2 separate regions of the Homo sapiens genome follow, and region 2 is linked to region 1. Evidence: read pairs that join two places in POLR2A ChIA-PET (ENCODE). Cell type or tissue: K562. All regions are shown on one strand. Each heading gives the region's core, and the rest is flanking DNA. Links, peaks and the distances in the headings are about the cores only. Region 1 overlaps PLEKHA6 (pleckstrin homology domain containing A6). Region 2 overlaps NFASC (neurofascin).

Region 1 (2,911 bases), core at 161-2,660:
GCAGCAGATTCAGCAGGCGTTAGGGTGGGCTGTGGACCTGAGCAACAGAGACCCAGCTCGAGCCTTGGCTCCAGGACTTGCTGCTTCTGGCCCTAGGCAAGTCATGAGACTTCTCAGTCTCGTTGACTTCATAGATCAGAGTGGCGAGGATGCCCCAGGTGATGGCACCTGGAAGGTGAGAGCAGTGGGGGAGGGCCTATACATACCTGAAGAGCCTTAGTGCGCATGCTGTCTCAGTGTTTCACTGAAAGAAGTGACTCATCTGTGAGTGCGAAAGCAAGTTGAAGGGTGAAGACTATCTTTAAAAATAAATATGTATAGGCCAGACAAGACTGCAATATGACATGCACCACTTACAGTAAGGGTAACACGCATGTGCTCCTGGAATGTATTTCTACTGGTTGCAGTCAAAAATTTCGATGTCTTCCTTTTAAAACATTCTGGCCAGGCGCAGTGGTTCATGTCTGTAATCCCAGCACTTTGGGAAGCTGAGGCAGATGGCTCACTTGAGCCCAGAAGTTCAAGACCAGCCTGGACAACATGGTGAAACCGTCTCTACCAAAAAATACAAAAATTAGCTGGGCACAGTGGCAAGCACGTGTAGTCCCAGCTCCTTGGGAGGCTGAGGTGGGAGGATGGCTTGAGCCAGGGAGGTCAAGGCTGCAATGAGCTATGATGTCACCAGGACACTCCAGCATGGGTGACAGAGTAAGACCGTGTCTCAAAAACAAAAACAAAAATAAAAAAACCTTTCTTGCTCTTGCAGATGTTCCAACCTGTGTAACTTGTGTTCTGCCCTCAGCAGAGTGAGCTGGTAAACTCCTTGAGGTAAGAGCCATGTCTCTAATTTGTCAAGAATTCCAACCATCCCACCACCATCCCCTCCGCAGGGCTGGGCTCAGAGCAGGGTTGGCCTCTAGTGCAAGCTCTTCACAGGCTGGAAAGCAGCCACCAAATCAAAAATCACTATGGAAGGAGAGGAAGGAACCCACCGCTGACGGTGCCAGGCACTGCTCCCAAACGTGTGCTCTGGAGGTCCAAGTTCTCTCCATTTTACAGATGAAGAAATCAAAGCTCAAAGAGGTAAAATTGTCTGGGAGATGGGGGCGGGGGGAGGACCAGGACTGACGTCTTGGTTTGGATGGCCCCTGGTTTTATCACTGCCAGGGTTAGCTCCTGAGCCGCCCTGTCAAATCCCCTAAACGTCCCATGAAGGCCAAGACGACTCACACTGCAAAACATACACACAAAGGGTCGGAAACAGCACAACATTCTTTCCTACCTGCCTTTTTCTGGCTTTCCCAGTCCCACGAGGGAGAGAGGAGAGGGCTGTGCTGGGGGCATCTGGGATCTGTCTTCCTCCTTGTCCAGCCCTTGTCCTTCTCTGCCTCTTTTGAGGCTGACTTCCCCCAGCTCACCACCCTCCTCTCCGAACGCCAGCTAACCGGTTACCCGGGCAACCCAGCTGGGAGGCCGCCAGTTACCACGGCAACCCAGCATGGCCGCCAGGCTGCCTTGCTTAGGAAGGTCAGGGGACCAGCCGGGCTACCGAGCAGCTGGGATGCTGCTGGCAGGACTGGCCCAGGCAGGGGGAGTGGGGTGTGGCGGGGGGGAGGTGGCCTACGTGCCTGAGATAACTAAGTTCCTGCTGTCAGGGGCCACCTTTCCCTTTGACATGTTTCCCATGAAGCAGGCTCCCCCAACTTGGGCATGAACCACAAGCCGTCCTCCCCAGTTCCATCACCCAAGCCGAACCCGACCCCTCCCACCTTCTCTACAGAGTTCCGGTCGCCTCACCTCCAGGAAGGCTTCTCAGGCTGAGCAGCAGCCAGCTGTCATTCAGCCTAACCCCAGGCCCTCTCACCCTCCGCCCTTCCTGAGCATATCCAGGAGTCCACACATATGCAACATGCGTGTGTCAGCGTGCAGATGTGGTCTCTCTGTGAAATATGGTGGTAAAAATCATAAGGAAGAGCTAATATTTTCTAGTACTTACTATGTGCCTAGCATGTTGTAGGTGACTTGTGTGAAGTTTCTCAATTGAGCCATACAACAATCATATTATCCTCACTTCGCAGATAGAGTGCCTGAGACTTAGAGAAGGTGAGGGACTTACTCAAGGCTGCACAGGTACTAACCAGCAGAGACAGGGTGAGGCTGTGTAGGGACCAGCTTCCTGGAATTCCTTCAGCTCCTGCCCTCCCCAAGCTCCTCCCACCAACCAATCCCAGGCCTGGTTTCAAGGTGACATTTTTAACTTTTATTAAGTTATTAAGTTTCACCATGCCCAACATGGTAAAAACTCATCTCTACTAAAAATACAAAAATTAGCCAGGCGTGGTGGTGCATGTCTGTAATCCCAACTACTCAGGAGGCTGAGGCAAGAGAATCGTTTGAACCTGGCAGGCGGAGGTTGCAGTGAGCCGAGATCTCGCCACTGCACTCCAGCCTGGGTGACAGAGTGAGACTTTGTCTCAAAAAAAAAGATTATTTAGGCCAGGTGTGGTGGCTCACACCTGTAACCCCAGCACTTCCGGAGGCCAAGGCAGACAGATCACTTGAGGCCAGGAATTTGAGACCAGCCTGGCCAACATGGTGAAACCCCATCTCTACTAAAAATACCAAAATTAGCCCGGCATGGTGGCGCATGCCTTGTAATCCCAGCTACTCAGGAGGCTGAGGCAGGAGAATTGCTTGAACCTGGGAGGCAGAGGTTGCAGTGAGCCAAGATCGCACCACTGCACTCCAGCCTGGGCCACAGAGCGAGACTCCGTCTCAAAAAAAAAAAGAAAAGAAAAAAGAAAAAAAGACTATCCAGTGCCACATGTTTTCTTCATATTATTTTATTTCATTTACTCCTTGCCGCTGCGGAGACTTCAGTCTCCTAACAGGATAGCTTAGGAAACAGAGA
Region 2 (2,911 bases), core at 146-2,645, 510 kb after region 1:
CACGGGGCACTCCTTTATCTCACAGCCGGTTTTACCACCCGTCTCTTGCCCTCCGCTATTCAGTTGAATGCACTGACTTTTTTTTTTTTTTTTTGAGACAGAGTCTTGCTCTGTCGCCCAGGCTGGAGTGCAGTGACGCAGTCTCGGCTCACTGCAGCCTCTGCCTCCCGGGTGCCAGCGATTCTCCTACCTCAGTCTCTTGGGTAGCTGGTATTACAGGCGCATGCCAACACGCCTGGCTAATTTTTATAATCTTAGTAGAGACGGGGTTTCGCCATGTTGGCCAGGCTGGTCTTGAACTCCTGACCTCAGGTGATCCACCCACCTCGGCGAATGCACTGACTTCTAACCATGCTCTGCTCACTGTGCCAGGTGCTTCTGTCCTCAGAGAGATCCCCCAAGCCAGGCAGCCGGGCAGGGTCTTCCCCCGCCTTAGCCCCTAGATGGGACCATCCTTGGGACTGCTCATCATTGGCCACAGCAGTTGGTCCTTCATCTCTTCCTCCTGTCCTCAGTGGATGGGAAGATGCCAGGAGCATATGGCCAACCAGAAAGTCTGTGTACCTCACTATACTGTAAGCTCCATGGCAGGGATTCTGTCCTTAGTGCCACATAGTGGGTGCCCAGTAAATTATCTGTGCTATATTGTGGAAAACATGAGACAGGTCTGAAGGATGTCTGAGACAACAACTGGGTCTTGGGTCTCTAAACCAATATTTCCCAGAGGCTGGGTCTTGGGTCCCGCAGCTGCACTGAAGGAATCCATTGAATATTTAAAGTTGTTTTTTATGCACATTAAAATTCACTGCTCCCATAATTTACTGGCTGTAACAACTAGTAAGGGATCTGGGCCTAAAATAACCATTTAAGACTTAATGTTATTAGTCTTGTAATTGCTGCTAAGGGTCTTGTCTTTTCTCTGAGTTTGTAAATCCTCATGCACAAAGATTAGGAAAACATACCCCTAAGCTGGAGGGCGCCAAGGGGACTGGGCAGTTGGAGACCAAACTCAGCTGCCTTCCTGATGTGTTGGTTTCCTAATAAAGCCTTGAGCTGGGGGTGCAGATATAGCCGTGGAGCATCTGTGAGCATCCTTGGGGATCAGGGAAGAAAGGGAGGGGTTACCCGGCAGAAGAGTGTGGCGTGGGCTGCCCTCATGACAAGCAGCTGCCAGTGGAGAAAAGAGCCTTATCTTCAGGGAAGGGACAGCTCCTTCCCAGCCTACAGGCTCACACCCTGATGGCCCAGGAGAGATAGCAGTGATGTTGTAATCAAATGGCCATGATACTGCAGGCAGGGATTAGAGTCACCAAGAAAACTAGCTGTATTGGAAATGTCTTCCTCTGGCTTATCTCAGGAACTGTTCCTGCTTCTCCCTGCAGGGGATCATTTTCCAACATGCCTGTCTCTAGTCCTCATCAAAAAGCATTTATGAAAGGCCTGATAAGTTTTGGTGTGGTGAGAGGTCAGGGCACATGGGCTGACTGTCACTGGAGTGTGGGCCAGTGTCCCCTGTGCCACCCTCACTTGTCTGCCACCTGTGAGGGTCTCAACACTGCTGCCTGTGAGAGCTGCCAACCAGAGCCATCAGCTGCTGCTCTCCCATACCAGAGCTCTCCTAGCAGAATTTAGCACAGAAATTCTGCCCACTTCTTTTTTCTTTGGGGAAAAAGGTAAAATACACTTAACATAAAATTGGTTAAAATTTACCGTTTTAAAGTATGCAATTCAGTGGCATTTAGTACATTTACAATGCTGTGCAACCACCACCACTATCTAATTCCTTAAGACTTTTATTACCCCAAAAGGAAACCCTCTACCAATGAAGTGGTCACTTCCCATTCTTTCTTCCCTTTAGCCCCTGGCAATCATTAATCAGTTTTTTCTCTATAGACTTGCCTATTCTGGACACTTCATGTCAGTGGAATCATATAATATATGGCCTTTTGTGGACTTAGTATCATGTCTTCAAGGTTTATCCACATTGTAGCATGGATCAGTTCTTCATTCCTTTTTGTGGCTGAATAATACTCAATTATCTATATATGGCACATTTTTATTTCTCCATTCATCCATTGATGGACCATTTGGGTTTTTTTTTCTACCTTTGAGCTATTGTGAATAGTGTTGCTATGAACATTTTTGTGTACAAGTTTTAGTTTGAATACTTGCTTTCCTTTTTTTTTTTTTTTTTTTTTTTTTTTGGAGACAAGATCTCATTCTGTCATCCAGGCTGGAGTGCAGTGGTGCAATCATCTGTCACTGCAGCTTTGACCTCCTGGGCACAAGCAATCCTCCCACCTCAACCTCCTGAGTAACTGGGACTACAGGCATGCACCACCACACCCAGCTAATTTTTGTATTTTTTGTAGAGATGAGGTTTCTCCATGTTGCCCAGATTGGCCTGCAACTCCTGAGCTCAACTGATCCACCTGCCTTGGCCTCCCAAAGTGCTGGGATTATAGGTATGAGCCACTCCACCTGACCTGAGCACTTGCTTTCAATTCTTCTGGGTATATACCTAGGAGTGGAATTGCTGGGTCATATGGTAATTCAACATTTGGCTTATTGAGGAACTGCCAGACTCATCTCACTTCTTTTTTTTTGAGACGGAGTCTCGCTCTGTTGCCCAAGCTGGAGTGCAGTGGCGTGATCTCAGCTCACTGCAAGCTCCGCCTTCAGGGTTCACGCCATTCTCCTGCCTCAGCCTCCCGAGTAGCTGGGACTACAGGCTCCTGCCACCACGCCCGGCTAATTTTTTGTATTTTTAGTAGAGACGGGGTTTCACCATGTTAGCCAGGATGGTCTCGATCTCCTGACCTCGTGATCTGCCCACCTCGGCCTCCCAAAGTGCTGGGATTACAGGCGTGAGCCACCGCACCCGGCCTCTTCTCACTTCTTGACACATGCC

The links. Peaks named below come from ENCODE experiments on the same cell type or tissue, not always from the same donor. Only the 100,000 strongest peaks of a DNase experiment are listed, where the experiment ranks them.
Region 2: POLR2A ChIA-PET joins it to region 1 with 6 read pairs; 1 of 35 experiments calls an interaction of 5 or more read pairs at or near these places.

What each region holds. Positions count from the first base shown.
Region 1 is chr1:204,349,598-204,352,508 of GRCh38, forward strand. All of the region lies in intron 1 of PLEKHA6 (pleckstrin homology domain containing A6), which reads right to left. Among named protein-coding and RNA genes, the nearest start is that of PLEKHA6, 8.9 kb to the right of the region's middle. In K562, for the core only: no CTCF peak of the experiment used is centred there; a DNase peak (open chromatin) is centred at 1,509; H3K27me3 peaks cover 1,861 bases.
Region 2 is chr1:204,858,902-204,861,812 of GRCh38, forward strand. The region is part of intron 1 of NFASC (neurofascin); the gene reads left to right. Among named protein-coding and RNA genes, the nearest start is that of NFASC, 32 kb to the left of the region's middle. In K562, for the core only: a CTCF peak has its summit at 1,308; a DNase peak (open chromatin) is centred at 1,210; H3K27me3 peaks cover 444 bases.